Regions from separate parts of the Mus musculus genome. Here all the other regions are linked to region 5. The links are chromatin loops, found by intact Hi-C in ENCODE. Cell type or tissue: heart. All regions are shown on one strand.

Region 1 (5,000 bases), 410 kb after region 5:
TTATAAAGATCCAAATACTGGCCCCATAGGCTCATATATTTGAATATTCTGCCATTAGGGGGTGGCACTACTTGAGAGGGATTAGGGGGTGTGGTCTTGTTGGAGGAAGTCACAGGGGCCTTTGAGGTTTCCAAAGCCCAAGCCAGGTCCAGTGTCTTTCTCTTCCTGTTGCCTTTGAGTCTGGATGTAGAACTCTCAGCAATTTCTCCAGCTACTGCCTGCATGCTGCCATCCTTCCCGCCATGATGATCATAGACTAAACCTCTAAAACTGTAAGCCAGCTCCAATTAAATGCTTTCCTTTGTAAGAGCTACTGTGTCATGGGGTCTCTTCATAGCAAAAGAACAGTGACTAAGACACATGGACTGAGTGTGGAAGCCGGAGGATAACTTTGTAGACACCGTTCTCTCTTTTTATCTTCATGTGGGTACCAGGGATCAAACTCAGCCGCCAGTTTTTTTCAGCAAGCGCTTTTATCTGTCGTCATCTTGCTGGCCCCAAACACCTTTTTTTTTTTTTTTTAAAGATTTATTTATTTTTATTTATATGAGTACACTGTTGCTGTCTTCAGATACACCAGAAGAGAGCATCAGATCTCATTACAGATGGTTGGAGCCACCAATTGGTTGCTGGGAATTGAACTCAGGACCTCTGGAAGAGCAGTCAGTGCTCTTAACCACTGAGCCATCTCTCCAGCCCCACACACCTTCTTTTTAATATTTACAAACTTTTTTTTTTTTTTTTTTTAATTAAAGTGGGGAAGTCTAGCCAGGCTATTGTGGCATACATCTTTAATCGTATTATTTGGGAGGCAGAGGCTGGTGGATCTCTTGAGCTTAAGGTCAGCCTAGTCTACAGAGCATGTCAGAGAACAGCCAGGGCTACACAGAGAAACCCTATCTTGAAAACCAACAAACAGTTGGTAAGGCTTTTGAGGTAAGTCTCACTGTAGCCCAGGCTGGGTCTCTTTATGTTATCCAGGCTATCGTAGAATTCATTCTGTAACTGAGAGTGTCCTCAAATTAGTGACAGTCCTCTGTCTCAGCCTCCACAGTGTTGTGATCACAGGTGAGTGCCAACATGCCTGCCTTAAAACATTCGACCATTAGTAACAAATAGCAAAACCTAAAGACCTTATTTAAGGTCCTGTCAGCCAAGTAGCAGCAGGAGTAGATACAGTGTATTTGCTAGAACCACACAGAAATGAACACTGCTGTACTCAGTAGGATGGAACAACGTTTCTGAAGGCCAGCTGAAGAGGATTACAGGAGTTTGCCACACCAGTTCCCCTCACAGGAATCAGTAACAAGGGCTGCTCTAGCTCGAGGCCAACCAGGAAGTTGCTGGGCAGTGTGTAATTTTGGTATATGTTTGCAGTTTGTAAGTTTGGACTTTGTGCAGGGTTGTGGGTTCTGTGAGGCTCTGTTAGTTCTTGCTATCAGATGTATGTATGTATGTGAGAGCTTCTCAGAGCCCCTGATTGCTACACATACACTTTTATTTTGCTCCATTTCGATTCTGACAGCTTGTACAGTATAATGCTATGCTTGTTAGACCCTTTCAAGGGATAATCATTTACAGTGACTGATATTCAGCTTTGTATAAGAGTCGGTCTTCAAGATTTTTAATTGTCTAAGGAGTACTTCTTTAAAATATACTTGTAGCACTTGTATCCTGTGGGGGGGACCTTAGGGGAAATGTCACTAACTACCATCTATTGGAATCTTTAAGAACGTGAGGACTATCGGGCACACTACATCACCATTCTCTTGGTCTGCATCAACCCTTATGTTACTCTTATCTACCCGCTGTTACTCCTGATTTCAGAGAGGGAAGTAAGGGTTTAGTTGTATGACCAGAGACCAAGACAGCTTTATGAAAGAAATCATTTCGTTGGGGGCTTGCTTACAGCTTCATAGGGTGAGTCCCTCATGGCAGGGAGCATGGTGGCAGGTAGTCAGGCCTGGTACTGGAACAGTAGCTAAGAATTTATATCTAATCTACAAGCGGAGAGGGAGACTGGGTCTGGCATGGGCTTTTGAAACCTTAAAGCCCACCTCCAGTGACACACCTCCTAATCCTTCCTAGACAGTTCCAACTGGGAAGGAACCAAGCGTTCAAACATACGAGAAGCCTGTGGTGGCCATTCTTACTCAACCCCCACAGAGGTCTGTTATATATTTTCCATTGTTCTTTCCTTAATAATATGTAAGGTAACCTGCCACATTGCAGATTAAAAAAAAAAAAATCATGGGCCCCAGTATATAGGAGAAATAGGAAAAAAATAATAAGTACCTTATCAATGAGGTAAAGTAATTGAGTAAGAACTTTTATTATTGGAAAGTAAACCTAAAATTTTTTTTTTGTGTATAGACGAGTCTTTCCGACTTTGGATAATACAGCTACCTGAAGGTGCTCTGGTAACTTAACACTGAATGGCAAGGGGGTGCATGGCTGAGGGCAGTCGCTGTTTCATCACAAAGCCGGTCAGTTCCGGCTTACGTTTCTACATTTCATCGTTGGTAATTTGCTTATTTTATAGCCCATCCCTCAACCAGATCTTCTGCATAATAATGAGGAAACCCACGAGCAGATCCTGAAAGCCAAGTTAGAAGTTAGAAAGAGCAAGCAGCTGGAGCAAGGGCCCATGATAGAACAACTGAGCAAGGTGTTCTACACCACGAAGCATCGCTGGTACCCGCACGGACAGTAAGTCCATCCCGTCCCTCGGCTCCCACCACACACGCTCACCTCTGCCTTTGCATCAACAGCTTCTGCAGTGGTGCTGTGTGGGAACATTGACCAAGTGTGCCATGGTGTATTTCTCAGTCTGCATATCCTGGAGTTCAAGCAACATTAACACTTTATTAATGCAAGTCTTTCTGAAATTCTGCTGGCTTGTGCTAGTCCTTTATTACAGTTTTTACATTTTCTTTCCTGATAATTACTGATCTTATTCTGAGCACTTTACCCATTTCTTTATTCTAAAGGTTTATTTATTTCCTTATCTTGCGTGTATGAGTGATTTGTGTCTGTGTAAGTACACTACATGTGTTTGCCCCCGGAGACCTGGGGAGTACACCAGATCCCCTGGAACTGGTGCCACCCTGTGGCCACTGGGAACAGGACCTGTATCTTCTGCAATAGCAGCAAGTGCTCTTAACCTCTGAGCCATCTCTGCAGACACCCTTTATCCATTTCTAACAGAGTTTTGAATTATTATCCCCCTCTCCCCAATTGTGCAGGCTGATTGGTCAGTAAATCTCCTTAATTCCTATAAAAACTACTTGCAGTTCTGTTTACAATGCTCACATAGTGTTTTTCTCCCTCCCTCCCTCCCTTCTTTTTTTCTTTTTGTGTTTCGAGACAGGGTCTTACTATGTAGTCCTGTCTGTCCTGGAACTCACTGTGTAGGCCAGGCTGGCCTCGAACTCAGAGATTTTTCCGCCTCCAAGTGCTGAAGGTGTGCACCATCACTGCCCAGCACATTGTGTTATTCTTGTCCTGTGTCTGACTATGGCCTTAGTTTCCCTTTCCTTGTGTGATTAAGTTAGTCTGTCTTTGTGTGTGCGCATTTTTGTGCTAGTGTGCGTGAACATGGGAGCCAGAGGTGAATGCTGCGTGCCCTCCTCAGCCACTCTTTACCTTATTTACTGTCGTCGCCACCCCCCACCCTATTTACTTACTTTTAAAGATCTATTTATTTTTATTTATGTCCACGTTTTGCCTACTTACAAGTGTGTGCACCACATGTGTGCAGTGCCTCAGGAGGCGAGGCATTGCATCTCCTACAACTGGATTTAGAGATGGTTGTGAGCCACCAAGAGGGTGCTGGGACTTGAACCCAAGTCCTCTAGAAGAACTGCCAGTGCTCTTGAGCACAGGGCCATTCTCTTGAACCTGATCTCACTGATTACACAGACCGATTGGCCAGCATGGCCTGGGATGCCCCTGCTTCTGCCTCCTCAGTTCTGGGATTATGCGTGTCCACTGCCTTACAGGCTGCCTTTTACATAGGTGCTGGGATTTGAACTCTGGTCTTCATACTTCCATGGAAGACACTTTAATTGAGGCAGCTCCCAGGCCTTTCTATTTACTTGGGTTGGTTTTTTTTTGGTTTTGTTTTGTTTTGTTTTGTTTTAGATTTATTTATATATAAGTACATTGTAGCTGACTTCAGATGCAGGGTGTCAGATCTCATAATGGGTGATGGGTGGTTATAAGCCACCATGTGGTTGCTGGGATTTGAACTTAGGACCTTTGGAAAAGGAGTCAGTGCTCTTACCCACTGAGCCATCTCACCAGCCCTATTTACTTGTTCCTTTGTTTATTTATCCTTCCTTCCTTTCTTCCTTTCTCTCTCTCTTTCTTTCTTTCTTTCTTTCTTTCTTTCTTTCTTTCTTTCTTTCTTTCTTTCTTTCTTTCTTTCTTTCTTTCTTTCTTTTTCTTGTTTTTTTCAAGACAGGATTTCTCTTTGTAGCCCTAGCTGTCCTAGAACTCACTCTGTAGACCAGGCTGGCCTGGAACTCAGAAATCCACCTGCCTCTGCCTCCCAAGTGCTGGGATTAAATGTGTGCGCCACCACTGCCCAGCTTATCCTCTTTACAAATACAATTTTATTACATTTATTTGATTATTTGTGGTGGGGGAAGCATGGGCCAGTTGGAGGACAACTTGGGGAGTTGGTGATCACCTTTCATATGGGGTTCCAAAGATCAAACTTAGGTCTTGAGGCTTGATGACAAGGCCATTTCACCACCCCTACACCCCATTTAAATAAAAGCATGTTTGCTTTATTTACTTGCTTATTTATATATTTATTTTTGTATTGTTGGAATTGAACTCAGGGCCTTGTGAATTAGAGGCAGTCTTTGAGCTCTGAGCTGTAGTCCCAATCTCACCCTCCCCTCCCCCAAACTCCTTATGTCTTCTCTTGCACTGCTAGGGATCAGCCCGAGGGCCCAACATGCTGGGCAGTGTGTTGTTCCGTGGAGCTCTAC
Region 2 (5,000 bases), 810 kb after region 5:
AAGCTCTTGGAACTGGCTGGGCCGGAGAGGGGGAGGGGTAGATCCGACAGCCAATCATGGAAATGGGGGAGGAGTCGAACGTTGGTCGTGCTTGTTAGAAATCTACTCAGTGGAAAAGTGAGCTTAGTAGATTTATAACATCTGTCCTAATGCATGGGTATATCTAGAATTCCCATTCTGCCTGAAAGAATGTCCTTGTATGGTGTGAACAGGGCAGGAGGTTACATCTTACTGCGCTGATAGAACCTTCCAGGTAGTCTAGGTCTATTTCATCTAACATCACATTCAGAAATCTTCAGTTAGATCTTAGCTTCCTCTGGGGAACAATGTACTGATCCGCAGGCCTTCAAATGCTCATGTCCTTCTGAAGGTGCTTTCTGCATGCAGCGGGCAAGCTGATATCCCCACCAGCCTCTTGAATGTGATTAACAGGAGCCTGACTTGAAGATAGATAAATTGCTGGCATGCTGACAAGGTCAGGTTTTGACTTTGTCTAATCATCAGAACACTGGGGTTATAAATTTGTAAGATAATAAATAACACCAAGACTGCATCGTTAGCTAAGTCAGCCAGCCAATATTTTTGTAGCAGGGTATGCTGACATAGCTATCTGACTGAGAAGGCATACTGAACTTTTCTCTCAGGCGCATTCTCAAGTACAGGAGCTAGCTCTTTTGCAGTCATCTGTCTGTCTGTCTGTCTGTTAAGAATTTTCCTTCTGTTCTCTCTTTCTTTTTAGACAGGGCCTCGCTATGCAGCACCCATGGGCCGGAATCTCACTTTATAGTCCAGACTGGCCGTTAATTCGTTGAGATCTACCTCCCTCTGACTCCCAAATGCTGGGATGGAAAGTGTACAGCATCGTGCTTTGTCACATTTTGAACCTGAATACAACCTTGTTGGGGAAAATCATTATAGCAAGGTGAAAACATTCAAGGTTGGAGATAATACCAAAAGTGTCGACCGACTGGCGAGATGGCTCATCGGCTGAGATCACTGACTGCTCTTCCAGAGGTCCCGAGTTCAGTTCCTAGTAACCACATGGTGGCTCATAGCCATCTGTAATGAAATCTGACGCCCTCTTCTGGTGGGTCTGAAGAAAGCGACAGTGTACTCACATAATTTTTTTTTTCTTAAGTGTTGATGGAATGAATGTGGGGGGGTCCCTGAAAAAAAATCATACCTCATCGGCTGCCTCTCACAGGAGAGAAGTATGTGCTCTGGAGCCCAACACTAGATTTCCATAGAGGCCATACTCTGTCCTAAGCAGGGATCGAGCCCAGTAAGAATGAGACAGCCTATCCTAGGAGACAGAGGACTCCTCTGATGTCTGCCTTTGGCCTGAGACTTCCCATCAGTCTTGGCAAACCTCTGCTGGATTGTACAGTAGTCTATAATGCTCCTGTCTGGTGTTTCTCCCCGATTGGCTTCTTGGGGTTGCGGTTTGACTGTGCTTACTTATTAAAGTTTGCCCTGGCATCTGTTTTTCAAATGCCCCAGATGAGCACCATGAACAAGCCCTGCTGAAATCCCAACACAACAGAGAAGTAGACTCAAGGTGGGGTTCTAGAAAACCAGAGAGCTGATAGTTACCCAGGCATGATCAGTGAAGGAGTGGGATGCAGGGTTTCCCCACGTTAGACAAGGAGCAACAGCAGGGAGCATTTTCTGGAATCTAGAGGCTTGGGGAATGGATTGCTTTATAGGAGTTAGAGAGTTTCCATAAGGATTGTAGTGAAGTGGAAACGTAAGAGTTCTTCGGAAAGTCGGTTGGATGGTGTTTTGCTGGGGCAAACATGTGAAGGAATGTTTAGCTGAAGTGGACACATGAAAAAGAACGTTCTGCTAAAGCAAGAAGGTGAAAGGACATATGATGAAGGATTCCTCACTAGCAAAGCATGTATTGGTCCACCTTCCTTTGTGTAGTTGAGCTGCATTTGTCAAGACTCCATAGAGAGAAACATGCCGAAAAACTTTGGGTGGTGTGCTGCAGTTTCTTGCCAATTCCAAGGACTTGGGCTGATTGGCAGAGTGGTGTCAGCTGAGACAGACACATGTGCTGAGGCGAGACCTGTGGAGGACACATATTTGCAGGGAGTATAAAAAGGACTCAATGGACAGTGATGGAGGCTGAGCTAGGCTTGCTTATAGAGCTAGCTGTGCAATGCTTGTTGGTCTTGTGTCTCCACTGTCTTCACTGATCTTCACTTTGCTGAGAGAGGCACAGCCAAGAACTTCTGCCATCCCTCCTACTGACTTGTGCCAAGGCTGAGGCCTGGCTGTCTCTGCTAGGTCATGCCACCGCTGCTGATTCCTGTTTGCTAACTCTAACTTTACTGAACTGGTCTGCTGGTGTCTCAGTTAAAGTGCCTGTGAGTGGATCAGGCTGCTGTAGCTAACCTGTGAACAGAACTGTCAATTTCCAGACGACACAGATGGGAGTTGCTCCAAAGAACCCCTCTAAACAGGTCCACTGCCTTTGTATCCTTTCTTTTCCACTGCCTATGGTGGGTTGGTGGGTTGAAAGGGAGGTTAAAGCATTTAATAACCATCATTAAAAATAGACTTTGAAAAAATTAGAGTTATACGGTAACCATAGGCAGGTTCCCAGGTAACAGGAACTCAGCACTCTAAATTCACTAGTCTGCCCCCACCCAATCCGAAGCTTACTGGTGTTGAACTCAATTGGAAACCGAGGGGTTTGTGGGCATGTTGAAAGCTCGTGTGTGTCCCACACAGGGAGGATGAGAGTGGCAGGACTGAGAGGAGATGTCTCCAGACAAAAGCCAGAAACCAGCTTTGGTGTGGTGGCAGCGAGCCTTCTGCCTAGGTTTGCCAGAAGCAACAATCCTAAAAGAAAATAGCAAGTCAGCAAACCAACGAGCAGTTTCCTTCCAAGGATCTGCTGCTTCAGGGCCGAAGCGCGTCTGTCAGCCATGGTTACACTGAGCCCTCTGCATCTCTTAGCCTCAAACTCCCCCAAGTGGCAGCTTCATCCTCCAGCTAGTCCACCTGATCCCTTCTGAGTGCTGTACTCGGCGTAGTCAGAGACAGGACAGCCATCTGTCCTGTCAGGCTTCACGCAGGAGGGAGAAAACCTCTCCAGAACATCTCGGAAGATTCTTATTAACAGCCATGGTTGTGAGAAGAGAATGCTGAACAAGCCCTGGGTTCTGCTGGAAAGGGAGGAGCCTGCTACACATTCCCCCCTTTCTTTCTTGGCGGAATCTTTTTATGAAGTCCAGGCTGGCTCTGAGTGTACCCTGCCTTCTCTGTGCTGGTTTAGAGGCATATGCACCCTACCCCACCCACTTCATTTAACTTCAAACTACAAACTGAGTTAGCTCCCTGATGCATACGTCGGATTACTACATCATTCTTCTCTTCGTAGAACCCTGCCACCCTGGCATACAGTCAGTACCATTGTTCTGGAACCCCAGTGAGACACCCCAGTCTCCCTCCTCTGCCGACTCCCTATCTGTCTTTATAATACACAGTCACGCCCTTCCCACGGCCGTTCACTTTGTGGGTTCTTTCATGACCTTGGTATGGAGAGCCCTGCATCATTGGCCTTCCTCAGCTTGTTGTAGGAAATACCACATGCATGTGACATCCCGGGAGCCTTCCCATGGCCTGCTGTGTGCTCCATGACAGCTTGTGTTTGTCTGTAGGGCTTCTGTGAATCCCAATAACCTGTCTTCTAAATAGTCTCTCCTGGTTTCTAGGATGGAAGGAGGAGCCTGTACTTATTGAAGGCATGGCTGGAAGCCTGGGTCAGCACTCAGCTTCTAGCAATCAGGCAGCCTGGGATGGACTCTTCTTGGCTTTGTTGTTGTTTTCTAGTGACCCTAGGCAAGTTATTTAACTCCCCTGCGTATCTGTGTCCCCACGCGTCAGTAGGAACCTAATATTAACAACCTAATGGGATTTATGATGAACGTCAAGCAAGGTGACTTATGTAAAGTACTTAGCAGAGCGCCTGGTACAGGGTCATTGCACAGTGAGTATTTGCAGACTGAATGGTGATGAGATAAAATATGTTTAAACAGAACTGAGTCTTTTCCACTATTCTGGAGTGCCACATTATGCCCTAATATACTTGCCCGGATAGAGGTCTGTCAAGGCCAATCTTTTCTATGTGACTGGGAAGGGGAAAAACGTAGCTGTCTGCTGATCTCCTAGCACCGTTACCAACTGTGATGCTGCTCAGATCTGCCACTACAGATTGAGCCTCTCAACTGTGCCAGCAATTAACCAATACTTACTAAGCAGAAAGGCAGGTTTGAGAGCAAGGGACTCGCTTCCTGCCACACACACTTCAGTCTCATCCATTAGTCAGCATATAAACAGCAAATACATTAGCCTTCAAAAGAACCTCGGAGGATGGGTGGCACTTACTCAAGAGGAACAGGAAGAAAGAAAGATTACCCAGATAATGGGAAGAAAAGAGAAGTGGGAGCTCAATCAATAGAGGAGGGCAGTGTGGGCACATCGGTGAGTGGCAGCAGAGTCTTGCAAGAAGAAAGTCTTGGATAGCTTCCTTAAAAAAAAAAAAAAAAGGTGAACTACCTTAAATTAATGTTTTGTCACAGAAGTATAGAACCAGGAAGGAATTTTAAATCCTCTTGTTTGAAGAAACTGGAGCTCAGAAAGGGAGTTTTGACCAAAGTCACCTCATTGGTCGACACCCCCAGATTTCTCTTGCCTTAGGCTGTACATTTCCTTTACTAAAGCGGCTCTTGAAGAGTTTAGACTATTCGGCTTCTTAAAGCGACACTGAGGTAGCTTATTAGGAAAGTTTCGTCATGGGTGGGGAGGAGAGAGAATAATGGGTGTGGAGAACAGGGACTGAGAAGGGAGGAGGTCGCTGGGAGGAAAGTCGTCAGCCTCTTCTAATGCTCCCTTCCTTCTGTAGAGAGCCTAAGCCATATATTCATACTGAAGGGTGAATGACGCCAAGCCATTCTCAAATGGTGTCTGCTAGGAAGGGTGTGTGGTCA
Region 3 (5,000 bases), 390 kb after region 5:
ATCACATAGGGATAGAATAATTGGGATAAGTTGTCTGATCTAGGTGGGCCGCTTGTATTATTATCAATTGGCTCTGAAATTATTGTGTAGGCATCTTGTGAATTGAGAATTTATTGATATATAAATCTGACTTGTTAATTATAAGCTTCTAGAGTTTTGTTTTACTGGGTTACTGTAATGTGGGACCACCGACCACAGGGGGATTTTGGCTGAGAGGGTACGGGCAGCACTGAGGCAGTGAACCGAATCACGTGGGGAACGCCAGGGTCAGTTGCTGATGGGGCTAGTTTAGAGGCAGAGGCCCAGGAAACATGCCAGGGCAGAGAGTTGCCGGCAGTAGCGTGGGAAACCTGCTGGTCATTTTTAATATTTCCCGCAACACAGAGATCCATCTGCCTTTGCCTCCTGAGTGCTGGGATTAAAGGCTTGCACCACCATGATTGTTCCTAAGCTCTTAAGAAAAGACAGAAGTGCAAATATAATGTCAATTTGTCATACGAACTTTGAAGGCAAAGTAAACTATAACTCGCGGTCTGTATGAAACTCAGAAGCATGGAAAAATTTATATTTCAACTAGACCCAACTTTTGAATGTACTGTCAGAGTGTAGAAAGTTACTGACCTCCATGCAAATTAGGTTGGAAGGGTTGCCTTGGTGGGCTCATGATGAGGCGTCCCCAACCCCACCCTCCAGGTACCAGCCATAGCACAGGTGTAGCATAGAATAATTTGGAGGCATGAGAAGGGGAGTTGAGAAGGGGGTACAGACAGAGACAGAGAAGAGGAGGGGGAGAGAACAGGGGGCAGGGGGCCAAAGAGCCACTTTTATAGCAAGACAGGTCTACCTATTGGGCGGAGTCTAGAAGGAATACTAACAATTATTTGTTGGACTGTCTCTTTTCAGATATTCCCATGCTAGGTGGCCTCTTAGGTGATATATGTTAGATTTCCTTGGCCCTGTTTGGAGCCCTCTTCCATTTTAGCTACATCTCAATAAGACATTCCTCCGCTCGATGCTAGCATACCCAGGGGAGGGTCAGACGTTCCAGGATGAGTGAGCCCCTTGGCACTGAATTCAGTTCCAAATCAAACACCCCGGTGGGTGGGTCTGAAGTTTGAGGAACAGGAACACAGGGATTACCAACCATGAGCCATTTAAAGACTTGCAGGAGGAGTCTCCGGAGTAGCGAGGTCAATGTGTTGACCAACTCATTATTCTCATAGCTTTATTCATGTTTTTGTGGTGCCAGACATCAAACCCAGGGTCTCAGGCATGCTCTAGCACCAAGCTCCATACCCAGCCCTCAATCCTATGGCTTTATACTCCTATCTAGCCCAACCTTTACTCTCTAAACAAATCTCTCTACCTTCATTATATCGCCGCTTGCGTGTCTCAGGCGAATCCCCAAATCAACAGCTCCTGAATGGAATCCATTCCCACCCTTACCAGACAACTTCTAACCTGCTCTATCAGTCTTTCCTCTCCTGTAGGTTGTTGACTAACCTAGTCAGTCGACAAAGCCACACCCGGAACGTTCTCCTTTCAGCTCCTACATCTATCAGATCCATTGGTTGAGAAAGCTTCTCTAGGTTTCATTTCAAATATATCAGTCCTGGGCCCCTCATTTGAATTCTCTGGCATTTTGTCTTCTCTGAGAAAACTTAATTGATCCATTATGAAAAACACATTCATCCATTTGGTTTGGAGCTGAATTTGGTGCCAATAGGCTCATAAATTTTAGAGAATGTTAATATTCTCTGAATAATAGTATAACATTGGTTTTGATGTTATTTTAAATAGTTCCTGCTACTAAAATCGGGAGGGTAGCGATTTTGTTGTCTGGGCACCTTTGGGAATCCTGAGTCCAAGGGGCCACAACAAATGCAGCCTGGCCACAGCTGCCCGCCCCGCCTTCTTTCTGCAACTAGGGCTACTTTCCTGGCAGAGACTACAACTCCCAGAGTGCCTCGCGCGCGTATAGCGCGCGCTGGACGGCGCCTTTAGGACCCAGATTGAAGCAAGATGGCGAGCGCGCGGTGAGTAGCCGTGGAGGTACCGCTGCCCTCTCCTTACAGGCCCGGAAGGCTTGTCCGTAGGCATTGAGGGCTTTAATGTCTGTCGTTGGAGGCAGGACGAGGCTGCCGGTGTCCCCAGGCTCCATCTTGCAGAAGGGCCGGCGTGTGGTTGCGCCCTTCCTGTAGCACACCTCGGCGTGCATGCGGGCGTCAGCCTGCACCAAGTTGACCTTGCGACTCCTTAGACTCCTCCTGATTCAAGTCTTTGAACCGGCTCCTGGGTGGTAGTCCCTGTATTACTGTTGCTCGAACTTCAGCCCCACCGGGGTGTTTGGTTTGGAACTGAATTCCGTGCCAAGGGGCTCATCCTGGAAAGTCTCTCTTTGGAGCAATAGTTTGACCCTCCCCTGGGTATGCTAGCATGGAGCAGAGGAAGGTCCCCACAAACGTTTTGATTTTGGACTTGTAATCAGAAGACGTGGGTTTTCTTTCCGTGCATGCCACCAGTTAGACAGTGAACTACCAAAATAAAGCATTTGACTTTTCTCAGCCTTCGTTCCCAATAAACTGAAAGAGCACAGAATATTAAGAAAGTGGGTTGCAAGGCATAAATAACTAGCTGAATGAACTCAGGGTTTGCCATTCGCGGCGCTCTTAGGATGTCTGGCATCTGCGTGCAAATAAAGAGAGCCCTATCCTAATCCCTTTCCTGCCTATAGAGGGTCACTGAGACCAATAGAGAATAGGGGCACAGTAATTACCGTTTATTTACACCATCTCATGAAATTTGTGGTTGCTTCTTGAAGTTTACCACTGAAGAATTGGAAGGTCGTTTAGTTAATGACTTGCCTCAAATCTTCCAGTTTGTAAGTGAGCAACACTAAAGTCTTTGGAAGCAAGTCCTTTTAAATTTTCATGATTCGAAATAAATATGCTTGCTGCATCTTTAAATGTTATGTGACAGGAGATGAGATAGTGACATCGATGGGTTCCTCTTAAGTTTTTCATGTTGAATATTTAGTTTCATCAGAAACAGCATTACTGTAAGTGATAGGATCCTATGGGTGGGACTTGGGAGCTAGAATGTAGACTCACTAGCATTTGAGGAAGAGTTTGCAGCGTGTATTATGTGTGAGTGACTTTCTAATTACGTATTCTGCTAAGCACTCAGTAAGTGAAGCCGACTGTGCAGAGTCCTGAGAAAGTTGCACTTAAGAGAAATGATAGCGGAATAGTTGCTCTGTTTCTCATATTTTGATCTCAGTGACTTTGTCCTGTTGTTAAACTGGAACGGCCAGGTTTAAAAGCCTTGTTTTCAAATGATGAGCACTAGCTAATGGTTCCTACCTTGATGTTAGTGTTTAACTTTACCTTTGTAGCCGATTTTCTTTCTCTCTTAAACAGGAACGAAAATCTGTGTGCCTAGCAACAGCTTTCACTTCACAATATCGTTTTTTCAAATCACTTGCTAAGGATCATGGCTGCGGCAGTAAAATGGGCGATATCAAACAGAACTATCTGGAAGCATTTACTTCCAATCCAAAGTAAGTGAGATTTTTTTTTTTAAATGCTTAAAAATGTTTTGTGGTTTTTCAAATATAGAATATTTAAAGCATTTGGTTATTCTCTATGCCTCCTATTTGCAGTCATAAAAAGGGGACAAAATTTAAATGCCAGTCAAAGAAGGGATTAATAAGTTATGTTACATTGTAACTATGAATATTATAAAGCTGTTATCATTGTGGAAAGATCACTAAGTAGAGAAAGAAGAAAATCTGATTTATCAGAATGATCCTGTTGTGGGCTTAAAAGATGATGATGGTGGTGGTGATGATGATGTGTGTGTGTGTTTGTATGAGTGTGCCTTTGTGTATATAGATGTGCATAAATGCTGAGTGAAAGATCTAGGCTAGTCATTGGCTATCATTACGATCCAAAATGGATTCAGGTGAACTGGTAGAGTAGCTTCCCCTTCCTGTAGAACATTTAGACTCACTACAGTTTACACCTCTTAATTTGTTTTTTTTTTTAGTAGTTCATAAAATTTAGAAATAAAAAGGAAGCCCACAGCCCCATCTTCCAAGGATCATCACTGTTAATATTGTAGGTTTTTTCCCCTTGTGGATATGGCCATTAAACAAATAAATGTGCCTCCTTTCTAAAGATCATTTTTCCTGAAAGTCTATTAATCTGTGCTTCATAGTCAGCCTCTTGGCTCATAAGTAAACAGCATGTGAAAATCCTGCTTTTCACAGCTAGCTGCTTTCACACCCTGCCTCCCCAAAGCAATAAATAGGTAACTTGGGGTCATTTGAGGCAAGGCAAACCCTGTTTTGCTCACTACTTTTTAAAACAGTTGGAGCTGGGCGTGGTGGTGCATGCCTTAATCCCAGCACTCAGGAGGCAGAGGCAGGCGGATTTCTGAGTTCGAGGCCAGCCTGGTCTACAAAGTGAGTTCCAGGACAGCCAGGACTACACAGAGAAACCCTGTCTCGAAAAACAAACAAACAAACAAACAAACAAACAAAAACAAAAAAAAAAAACAAAAACCAAAAAAAACCAAACAGTTGGAATTTACCTAATCCTACTTTTCTAGAAAGCCTTCTGTCACATGACCTTAGTCATACGTTCTCTGTCATCCTTCTTTGTCCTTAAGTAAGTTATGAGACCAGATGCTTCAAATGGCTTCATGAGCTTTAAAACATCCACACCCGATGTCGATTGCGTGTGTGAGAGTTTTGAATGTCCCTCACATGGGAGGGCTTCTTCTTGATGCTCTTTGTCCTTTCTCTTTAAATTGTCCATTTTGCTTTGCCACCAATGTTAACATCCTTTTCCACATACAACTTCAAAACTAATGGTCTCCCTTTAGTAGCAGAAGCTGAGTGGACAAGGGCCTCCTTGTCAGGTTAGTCAGAGGACCTTGGGATGACTGAATTGGGGACAGTTTAAGTTAGCTCAGAGTTAACTGAACATTCTGGCCAT
Region 4 (5,000 bases), 350 kb after region 5:
CACTCTGTAGACCAAGCTGGTCTGGAACTCGGAAATCTGCCTGCCTCTGCTTCCCATAGTGCTGGGATTAAAGGCGTGCACCACCACTGCCCTTCAAAAACTGCACTTCTTAAATCTGGTAGTTTAAATAATCCCAGAGGAGCCAGAGTTCCAGGCTAGCCAAAGTCACACACCCCAATATAAATGAGTCTGCAGAAGTAGGATGGTTTAGTGATGTCAGTCTGTATCCTGTTGATGTGTGCCCTTAATAATTTCAGTGAGATTTCAGAGTGGATTAATCCAGAGTCCAGCAACAGCCATGAAAATGCTATCTGTGTCTTAGTGCCTAAGTCTGTGGCTACTATGGGTTCTACAGGTGCTGCTGGTGAGTAGCAGTCGGTACCCAGACCAATGGATTGTCCCAGGAGGAGGGATGGAGCCGGAGGAGGAGCCTGGCGGTGCTGCTGTGAGGGAAGTGTATGAAGAGGTGAGATGAAGGCTGTCTTGAGGGGTTTTACAGGAGGGTCTTCTGGCTTTTTGCCAGGTAATCCTGAGCAAATGCAAGCAGGCAGTTGACAGAAGTGTTCTCTTCTGCAATGTTTATAAGGATTGTCTAGATTACATTCAAACTGCCTTAAAATTCAATAATAAAAGGTGTCACACCTTCATGCACAAAATCTCAAGTGGCCTGATTGTCCCTTCCCTCAGGATTGGAACTTGGCTTTACACTCAGATGAGACCATGTAAGGTAGAAGTGTGTAGTATATGCTAGACTCTGTCACTGGGCTTCCGGGTACATTCAGGAAGGTTTTAGTCTTGGGAGATGGGCTTCCTGGGGGAAATGCTTCCCAGCTTCACTGACAGGAAGCACTGCCATTGCTGCTGTTGCTATAGTAACAGGGGTGAGGAATCAGGACCCTTTGAATGGTGGCTAGAGAATTGTAGCTCTTGCCTGGAAAAGAAGGCAGGTTTGTAAGAAGGTATAGTTGGGCTGGAGAGATGGCTCAGCTGTTTCTCCAGAGGTTCTGAGTTCAATCCCCAACTGTCCCATGGTGACTCACAACCATCTATAAGGGGATCTGATGCCCTCTTCTGGCCTAAGGATGTCTATGCAGCAAAGTGCTCATACAATAAATGAAAATTTTTAAAAATTGAGAAGTGGGGGGAGTCTGTTAGTTCATACAGAAAATTGTTTTCCTTCAGTTTGATAAGAAGTTCATTTTTTATCACCCATGTCATTTCTTTTTAAATGAAAGTCATCTAATCAATCCAGGCAATTGGGATTTGTGTGTGAATTGAGCCATTATTCTATACATAGGCAGTGAGTCTTGGTATGGCCAAGAAATTTACAATTAGACAGCTAACTTGCTAGGGAACGCCTGAACTATTTAGATTCAGAAGTTGAAACAAAACATAGCTTATAATGAATCATTATGAAGATAAGCATTTTACTTACCTAGCCTGTTTCTTTTTTAATAGGCTGGAGTCAAAGGAAAGCTAGGCAGACTGCTCGGAATATTTGAGGTGAGTCACAAAATAGCCCTCACTTTGATTCCTGATTCTTCCTAACAGCAGCCTGCACCAGGTTCCTCTAAAACGACCAGCAGGCAGGCCACTGGTTAGCATCGGGGGAGGCTGGGTAGTTACCCATGTCTGACCGTGGAGTAGAGCTCACACAAAGACTGGCCACATGGGCATAGGCAGCATCTTTAGCAGTCTGAGATCTAGGTCTTAAGATCTGGGGGCGACTGGGTTCTGTCTAGTTCAGCATGTGACGCTGAACAACAAACAGTGACTTGAAGGACCACGGAAAACTCAGGTACAAGGAATAAATGCTAAAATAAACCTCATTTGTGTTCTCTCACTAACGAGGCAGGATGGAATTCAGCAAGGGGACGGTGGAGAGAGAGGCTGGGTTGAGAAGTCAGTGAATCCCTAGTCAGTGTGGTGTGTGCTGTGCCACAAGTACGGGGTCTTCCCTCATCAAAACGTAAGAGTTAGCTCAGTCTTTCTTGGTAGAACCAAGAGTTAATTAAGCCTTTAGGAATTCAAGTGTGTATGTATTGGAATTGATAAGGCACCAGTTCTTGTGGTTGGAGAGATGGCTCAATGGTAAGAATATTCAAGGTAAGAGTACTGGTTGTTTTGCCAGAGGACCTGAGTTCAACTCCCAGCACCCACGTCCACAAGTGTAATTCCAGTTCCAGGGGACCTGACCCTCACTCAGGCATATGCAGGCACATAAGATAAAAAATTTTTAAATGTAGTTCTTAAAATATTACACAAAATGCCTATCTGTGGTTACATAGCACCATCTTCTGGTTAAAGTGAGAAATACAAATTTTTCTGTGATAATGTGTAGAAACCAATTACACCTTTGTCACTATGGCCAGTTTGTAAAGAAAAATCATAACTAAAACTTAACTGGTTAAGGAGACAGCACACTATTTGACAGGAAATGGCAGCCAGCAGTTTTTCCCTTTAGAGTATCACAGCACGTGACATGTTTTTAGCAATTTCCCATTGGCGGTGTTGGACCTCCCGTTTCAGATTTTGAGATACATCATTGTAATGCAGGCTGTCTCAGCTTCTAAATGCTGAGGTTTCTGGGGTGCACCAACATACCCAGACTAGTGTCTTTGGTCTTGAGACAGGATCGTAAATCTGACCTCAGCTGGCTTAGAACTTGCTAGGTAGGTAGTCCAGGCGGCCTTGAAACTGAATCCTTCCTGCCTTGGTCCTCCAGGTTCTGATTTCAGCTGTGAACTACTACTATGCCTACCATCTTCAGTGCAAAGTTTTTTTTTTGTGTGTGTGTGTGTGTGTGTGTGTGTGTGTGTGCGCGCGCGTGCATGCCTGTGCTCATGTATGCACACGTGTAAAGGCTAGAGAACAGCTTTTGGGAATGATTTTCCTCTACTGTAGGCTCCCAAGATCCAACTCAGCTTTTCTGTGCTGAGCCATCCTGCCAATGCCAATTTTGAGGTGTGTGTTTTATATATACACACTTCTGTCTGCATTGCTACACTATGCACCGTCACACTGGAAACAGCCGTGCTGGTCACTGGGCCAGAGCCCTGAATTAAAATGCTTTTTTTCTCTATTCAAGCAGAATCAAGACCGGAAGCACAGAACATATGTTTATGTTCTGACTGTCACTGAAATATTGGAAGACTGGGAAGACTCCGTGAATATAGGTGAGCTTCTGTTCCTTTACTCCGTCCCTCCCACCTGCCATTCCTTCTGGTCCCTCCCACCTTCTGCCATTCCTTCTTAACTGATTTTTTTGGTTACTGTTTTGAGAGGGGTGAACATGTAGTTCTACTTTTGAACTACCTTATGATTTTTCCCTACCATATTATTAAGTCATTTAGGAAGTAAAAAACTCATTGTTTGGGGGGAAAGAAAGGAAATCTTGTATATTAGTAGGGTATGCCTTCTTAAACTGACCTGACAGTGACTGCTGCTGTACTCTTCTCTAGGAAGGAAGAGAGAGTGGTTCAAAGTAGAAGATGCAATCAAGGTTCTTCAGTGTCATAAGCCTGTCCACGCAGAGTATCTGGAAAAACTAAAGCTGGGCTGTTCTCCGACCAATGGAAATTCCTCGGTCCCTTCCCTCCCAGATAACAATGCCTTGTTTGTGACTGCTGCGCCGCCCTCTGGGGTGCCATCCAGTATAAGATAGAGGGTTGGGGTCCCTCCCCCATCATGTGATGCACATGTCACAAGGAGAGGCTCTTTCACTTCTAACACACCTGACTGCTGCTGGCAAACTCTGTATTTGCTATGCAGGGATTTCAAATAATTTGCATGTATTTCATCTGCTTTCAAGTCTTTTAAAATAAATAACAAAATAGCAAAAAATATTTTAAGATGCCAAAGCCATGTGGAATTTTTTTTAAAGCCTTCATTGTACCCCATTCCTTTGGTTTTCATTTTTATAACCTTTTTGACATTTTCACTTTTGTCCACTTAACATTCTATGGTTTGTTTTGACAGATCAACTGGTTATTGGGTATATTTTTTGCCCAATTTTTTTTTTTCTTACAGTATCAAAATAGACACCAAATCTTTGTTGGGAATTAATGAAAAATTCTTGGTATTTAAAGAAATCTATCCACCCCAAAACTTAAAGAGAGTCATATTCTCCCTTTGTAAACTGCAGATTTGGGCCGTGTTTGTATGGGCCAGGAGCCTTTGACAAAGCACTTCAGCTTCCTGTTTCTGAGAATTTGTTCACAGGCAGAATTATGTCACGGTCCATGTACTAGGACCGGTTCCCCTCTGCCACAGTGATTTGATGTGAAAGTGTGCCGTCTTTTAGGGAAAACTGTCAGTACTTACACGTGGCTCTGCATAGCTCATCCTGAAACTGGTTATAGAAATCTATTTAGCACGCTCAGCTGCTATTTCCCTTCTTTGACATAGACTCTATTAGGGGCCACATTTCCCTCAAGGGTGAGTACTCTTTAAATATATTTTCAGTTTCTGATTTAGAGACATTGTTCACCACTGGACTAGACTAACCTTGGATGCCGGTCAGTGACGACTTTGTCACACTAAATAAGATGGCTGTTCTAGGCCTAAGACACTGTCTTGAGGGTCAGTAAGTGACGAGTCAGATGAGTTAACTGTGGGGAAACTAGAACATTCGAGCCAAGAATTATTGTACCTCGCCTTTGTGCTGACTCAAAATTGGCCATCCCATGAAAAAGTACCATGACTTCATGGAGGAAGTGAAGGGGGAGAAGAGGAAAAGATCTTTAGCCATTATTAACCTTTTGTAAATACTCTAACTGGCAAGCTTAAGACAGTGAAGACATTTGTTCTGTCGCTTGTTAACCTTTAAACTGTAATAGTGCTGCTGACAAGGGTCCTTGCCTGTAAGGAAAACTGGCACCGTTTCCATAATGAGATCTTGGGCCACCGATGCAGCAGAACTAAAAGCATTAGATTCCAAAGCAGAAGAACTCAGCCAGTAGTACTCATTCTAAATTATGTAGTGTAACCAAGCGTGATCG
Region 5 (5,000 bases):
TGTGTCCTGGAGGAACCTGGTTTCCTGCCCAGCCCCATTTGTTGCTCAGAAGTTATCATATTACCTTCAAAACAACAGCTCATGCAGAATGAGCCTGTGGAGAATGATATTCTGAGTTTCTAATAGTCAAAACACTTCCTTTTATTCAAACTTTAATTAGGCCAGACATGGTAGTACATATCAGCAGTCCCAGCAGTTGGGAGGCTAAGGATCATGATTGAGGCCAGCCTGGGATACCAAGGAGACAAGATACACAGACAGACAGACAGACAGACAGACAGACAGACAGACAGATCAATGGGTAAATGCATGAACAGATAGACAGGCAGGTAGATAGATGTTAGCCAGGCATGATGGTCCATGGCTATCATCCCAGCAATTGGGAGGCTAAAGCAAGACAGCTGCATTTGTTTTCTGCCAGAATTTTTTCATTCATTCATTTACTTTTATTTTATGTATATGTGTGCTCTATCTGCATATATAACTGCATGCCAAAAGAGAGCATCAGACCCTAGTATAAATGGTTTGTGCACGACCATATGGTTGTTGGGAATTGAACTCAGGACCTCTGAAAGAGCAGCAAGTCCTCTTAACCACTGAGTCATCTCTTCGGTCCTCCAAAACTGCATTTTTTCCAATTTTTTATTAGTTATTTTCTTCATTTACATTTCAAATGCTATCCCAAAAGTCCCCTATACCCTCCCCGCACCCTGCTCCCCTACCTACCCACTTCCACTTCTTGGCCCTGGCATTCCCCTGTACTGGGGCATATAAAATTTGGAAGACCAAGGGACCTCTCTTCCCATTGATGGCCAACTAGGCCATCTTCTGCTACACGTGCAGCTAGAGACACAAGCTCTGGGTGTACTGGTTAGTTCATATTGTTGTTCCACCTATAGGGTTGCAGAACCCTTCAGCTCCTTGGGTACTTTCTCTAGCTCCTCCGTTGGGGGCCCTGTGTTCCATCCAAGAGATGACTATGATCATCCACTTCTGTATTTGCCAGGCACTGGCATAGCCTCACAAGAGAGAGCTATATCAGGGTCCTGTCAGCAAAGTCTTTCTGGCATATGCAATAGTGTCTGGGCTTGGTGGTTGTATATGGGATGGATCCCCAGGTGGGGCAGTCTCTGGATTGTCCTTCCTTCCGCCTTAGCTCCGAACTTTGTCTCTGTAACTCCTTCCATGGGTATTTTGTTCCCCATTCTAAGAAGGACTGAAGTATCCACACTTTAGTCTTCCTTCTTCTTGATCAAAACTGCATTTTTAGTCCAAGACCAGGTTGTGCTGCATAGAGAGAGTTCCAAGATTAAATAAGCAATAGAAGAAAATAAATTAATTAAAAGTCTAAAGGTGCCATATAAATACACAACCAGACTCCTTTCACAATACAGAAAGTAAGTTCAGCATCAGCCATTCTACCATGAAAGGCCAAGGGGTAGGTCAGTGACAGAGCAATCTTTTATCACGTACATGGATTTGATCCTCACCCCCAGAACTGTTCACACAGAGGAAGCCATTTCCTTGCTTCCGCATGGGTCATGGACAGCAGCAATTCTTTTGTACATATAAGGAAAACATACAAAACCCCACTGTGTAACACCACGTGGTCCCCAGTTGATCAGATTTCCAGCCTGCCACCTCCAAAGTTCTAAAGAGTCTGTGATGGGCAGCTGTAAGAGCTAACTCCTCCTTTAGAGTCCTTATGGGATAACTCAACACACAGCATGTGGGATGCAACTAAGAAAGCACAGAAATTCGGATTTGGGTGTGGGTTTGGCCATGGTCATAGGACTACATGCAGCTGATGAATTTGTCCTTCTTTCATCTACATCTCCGTTCAGCATCGCCATCTAGAATCCCACCATGACTACCCTGATGACTTGCTCTCTCCAGATCACCTGCTTTATACTCTTAGAGTGCTTATTCATTTTATTTTGTGTGCGTGTGAGAGAGAGACAGAGAGAGACAGACAGACAGACAGACTACAGATCAGCCTTGTGCATGCTACGAAAGTTTTTTTTTAAGATTTATTTATTATTAGACATAAGTACATTCGCTGTAGCTGACTTCAGACACCAGAAGAGGGCATCAGATCTCATTAAGGGTGGTTGTGAGCCACCATCTGGTTGATGGGATTTGAACTCAGGACCTTTGGAAGAGCAGTCAGTGCTCTTACCCTCTGAGCCATCTCGCCAGCCCCTAGGAAAGTATTTTTACTGTGACACTGTCTCCAACCAAGCATTTCGTCTTTAAGATCTAGAGGTCAGTGTTCTTACACATTCATTAGAATAAAAACAATCTATTTCCCCACAGCAGACCTTGTTGGCAATTAGTCTAGGCTCCGCCCCACAGTTACCTGGCAACCGCCAGGTGTGCCTGACTCACTATAAAAGGGGCTGCTTGCCCCCTCCTCTTTCTCTTACTCCTGTTCCTGTTCCTTACCCTCTCCCCCCATCCCCCCCAATCTCTCCATGTGCTCACGGCCGGCCTCTACTCCTCTACTATTCTCCTCTCTCTTTTTCTCTTCTCCACCCCACCTCTGCCTTTCTCTCAGCTCACCTCCCCATTCCCTGAATAAACTATCCTATACTATATGTGACTGGTACCTCAGGGGGAAGAGATGTTTCAGCATGCGTCCGCAGGGGCACCCCTTCCCCCACACCTTACCGCACCTACAACCAAACATATCCCTGCATTCTTTCTTTTTATAAAACACGACAGATCTTATGATGGAGGCTGTCACCCAATGGAAGTACCAAGAGCCACTGAATAAATGAATCTGTCACAAGTGGAGCGAAGACCATGAGCATTAACATGTGGGTGTGAGCAGAGACAGAAGGGTAGAGGGAGAGCTTTCTTTCCCATTAGTGGTCTACTGTCCCAATTAGGGATGTTGCAACTCAACCAAAAGAGCCAGTTCTCGGCTTTTATGTCCCTCGATAGTTGAATGGATTCTCCAGGATAGTTTTTGACAAATGGTCTCGCATTTGTCAAATGGCATTAGAAACCCCAGGCTGACTTGGTTGGAGGCGTTCTGCACAGGTTGGCCTACAGAGGGTGCTGGCTCACTTTGAAAAAAAACCAAAAACAACAGAAAGCAGCAGGGCGCTGTCCCTGGAGTCTGAGAAAAAGAAAAGCAAGCACTGCGGTGTAGCTGACGGGAGACTTGATGCTTGTTTTTACACAGTTTGCTTCAAAAACAAAGTTAATGGACAAAATGAAACCATAAAGCAATTTGTGAAGCTGCTAGAGACACACAAAGTGCTCTCCTGTGGAAAAGAACTGGCATCAGGTCTGGGTCTTTCGATGAGAAAGAGAAGCAAAGGGAAGAGAAGCAAGCAAGAGGAGTACTCTGTGAACGTGAAGACTGGGACCCGGGAGGCTGCAGGTTCTGGAGGGAGAGAACGTTGACAAGCCTCTGCAACACACATTCCATCCTTAGGTCATGCTGGGAAATGGGGACCTTAGAGCTTTAAAACCAAATGGGAGATGCCTGTGGACAGTGTGAACCGGGCACACCCCAGCTGCGGCTCAGACCGGCATTGCATCCCTGAAATTTGCTAGGGTTCGTGCTTAGCCCACAGAGAAGAAATGAAGCGGGTGAGTTAACCAGGAAACAAACGGACTCCAGCCATCACGGTGCAGGGTGAGAGTCACACATTTCAAGGGAAAGTTGGAGGGAGATATTCTTAAAGCTGTGACCTACCTGTCTTATCATCACCCAGAACTGTCACTTCCTGAGTTCTTTGTCCGTTCAAGGTCACAGCCATTTTGTGGTACTGCTCAGTGGCTAAACTAGAAACACAGATCAGTACATTGCAGTTGAGGAAATGGAACGGCTTAGCAGTAAAGGCTCTGGCTGCTAAGCCAGGCAGCCCGACTTGAATCCCTGGCATGCAAGCGTCAGAAGGGAGAAGCAACTGTCACAGGTTGTCCCCTGATGTCCACAGTCATGCACATACATCCCCACCCCCCACCTAAAATAAATGAATGAGTTTGTAAAACTCAATGAAGGTCAAGGAATATTTTTGTTTTAACAATGACCCACCTCCCCCAACTACCTTTAAAATCCAACAAAACACATTTTTAATTGTTACAGAGTAGGAAAATATCATTTTTCCCAATGAACTGCTTTAATTAAATTGTTTGAGGGGCTTGAGAGATGGCACAGTAGTTAAGAGTACTGGCTGCTCTTCCAGAGATCCTGAATTCAATTCCCAACAACCACAAGGTGGCTCGCAAACACAAGGTGGCTCACAACCATCCCCACCTCCCCCTCGTGGCATGGGGACAGCTATTCTACCTTTCTGCCCCTACCAGGCACAACAACCTTACGTGCTGACCACCATGAATCAGGGCCAACATGAGACTGCAGATCAGGCAGGTAACAAAGGAGGCAAGTCATGAGTGACTGAGGCTCCAAAGGCTTCACTTGTCAATGTCTGGAAGTGGGGTGAAAGCGAGGGTCAACAATGTGGCAGCGTGGCACTGCATGGCTGGTGGGGGAGACAGCGCATGCTCCACAGAACCCAGCACGCCCCGCCTTCACCGTTCATACTTACCGACACGTGCTTCTGACTAATTGCATCTATAGATCTTTTCAATGTGTACAAGGGTAACAAAATTCCCTTCTCTTAAAAAAATACAGCGTTGCTCTAACTTAGTACGAAGCGGGCACCAAAGTGCCAAGTTCTGATGCAAGTCAGACTGGGACGGAGCTCCTCGAAGGGATTCTCGACATTGCCTGAATAAACAGGCAAACAAAGCTGGAGCATCCAAGAGGATGGTCACAGAGGGTAGAAAGGTACTGAGGGCCAGGGGGAGGCTCCTGCAGCACGGTGGAAACGCTGCCACCAGAGTCTGTGAGCATCTCAAAAAGGTCAGCAAACAGGACTCTCGGCTGGGAGTGTTGTACCTGTTACCTGAGTAATCACAGATGTGAGGCAGGAGCATAACCATGAATTTGAAACCAGGCTAGATTACGTAATAAATTCTAG

What was found. Hi-C counts contacts between places; a loop is a spot of excess contacts. Peaks named below come from ENCODE experiments on the same cell type or tissue, not always from the same donor. Only the 100,000 strongest peaks of a DNase experiment are listed, where the experiment ranks them.
Region 1: it touches region 5 in a loop (9-fold over the local background); 14 of 42 quality-filtered maps call a loop at or near these places.
Region 2: it touches region 5 in a loop (2.0-fold over the local background); 4 of 42 quality-filtered maps call a loop at or near these places.
Region 3: a loop joins it to region 5, with 2.5 times the contacts of the local background. A loop is called at or near these places in 5 of 42 quality-filtered maps.
Region 4: a loop joins it to region 5, with 9 times the contacts of the local background. A loop is called at or near these places in 38 of 42 quality-filtered maps.

What each region holds. Positions count from the first base shown.
Region 1 is chr10:95,487,955-95,492,954 of GRCm38, reverse strand. Mrpl42 (mitochondrial ribosomal protein L42) reads left to right here. Exons shown (of 6, transcript NM_001359476.1): 5 at 2,543-2,709. Among named protein-coding and RNA genes, the nearest start is that of Mrpl42, 11 kb to the left of the region's middle. In heart, a CTCF peak has its summit at 3,105 (motif pointing left); no DNase peak of the experiment used is centred here.
Region 2 is chr10:95,086,315-95,091,314 of GRCm38, reverse strand. No RefSeq gene overlaps it. Among named protein-coding and RNA genes, the nearest start is that of Gm29684, 57 kb to the left of the region's middle. In heart, CTCF peaks have their summits at 1,105 (motif pointing left) and 2,995; no DNase peak of the experiment used is centred here; H3K27me3 peaks cover 449 bases.
Region 3 is chr10:95,498,942-95,503,941 of GRCm38, reverse strand. It overlaps Mrpl42 (mitochondrial ribosomal protein L42), which reads left to right and starts at 1,993. Exons shown (of 6, transcript NM_001359476.1): 1 at 1,993-2,036; 2 at 3,420-3,559. The coding sequence starts at 3,493. In heart, a CTCF peak has its summit at 2,043; a DNase peak (open chromatin) is centred at 1,971; H3K4me3 peaks cover 1,843 bases; H3K27ac peaks cover 1,281 bases.
Region 4 is chr10:95,547,952-95,552,951 of GRCm38, reverse strand. It overlaps Nudt4 (nudix (nucleoside diphosphate linked moiety X)-type motif 4), which reads left to right. Exons shown (of 5, transcript NM_027722.5): 2 at 356-466; 3 at 1,459-1,503; 4 at 3,092-3,176; 5 at 3,462-5,000. The coding sequence ends at 3,664. Among named protein-coding and RNA genes, the nearest start is that of Mir3058, 8.9 kb to the left of the region's middle. In heart, CTCF peaks have their summits at 1,080 (motif pointing left) and 2,301 (motif pointing left); no DNase peak of the experiment used is centred here.
Region 5 is chr10:95,892,999-95,897,998 of GRCm38, reverse strand. Gm33377 (a long non-coding RNA gene) reads right to left here. Exons shown (of 5, transcript XR_380700.2): 4 at 3,710-3,798; 5 at 1,188-1,287. Among named protein-coding and RNA genes, the nearest start is that of Gm24433, 3.1 kb to the left of the region's middle. In heart, a CTCF peak has its summit at 3,059 (motif pointing right); a DNase peak (open chromatin) is centred at 3,088; H3K4me3 peaks cover 920 bases; H3K27ac peaks cover 847 bases.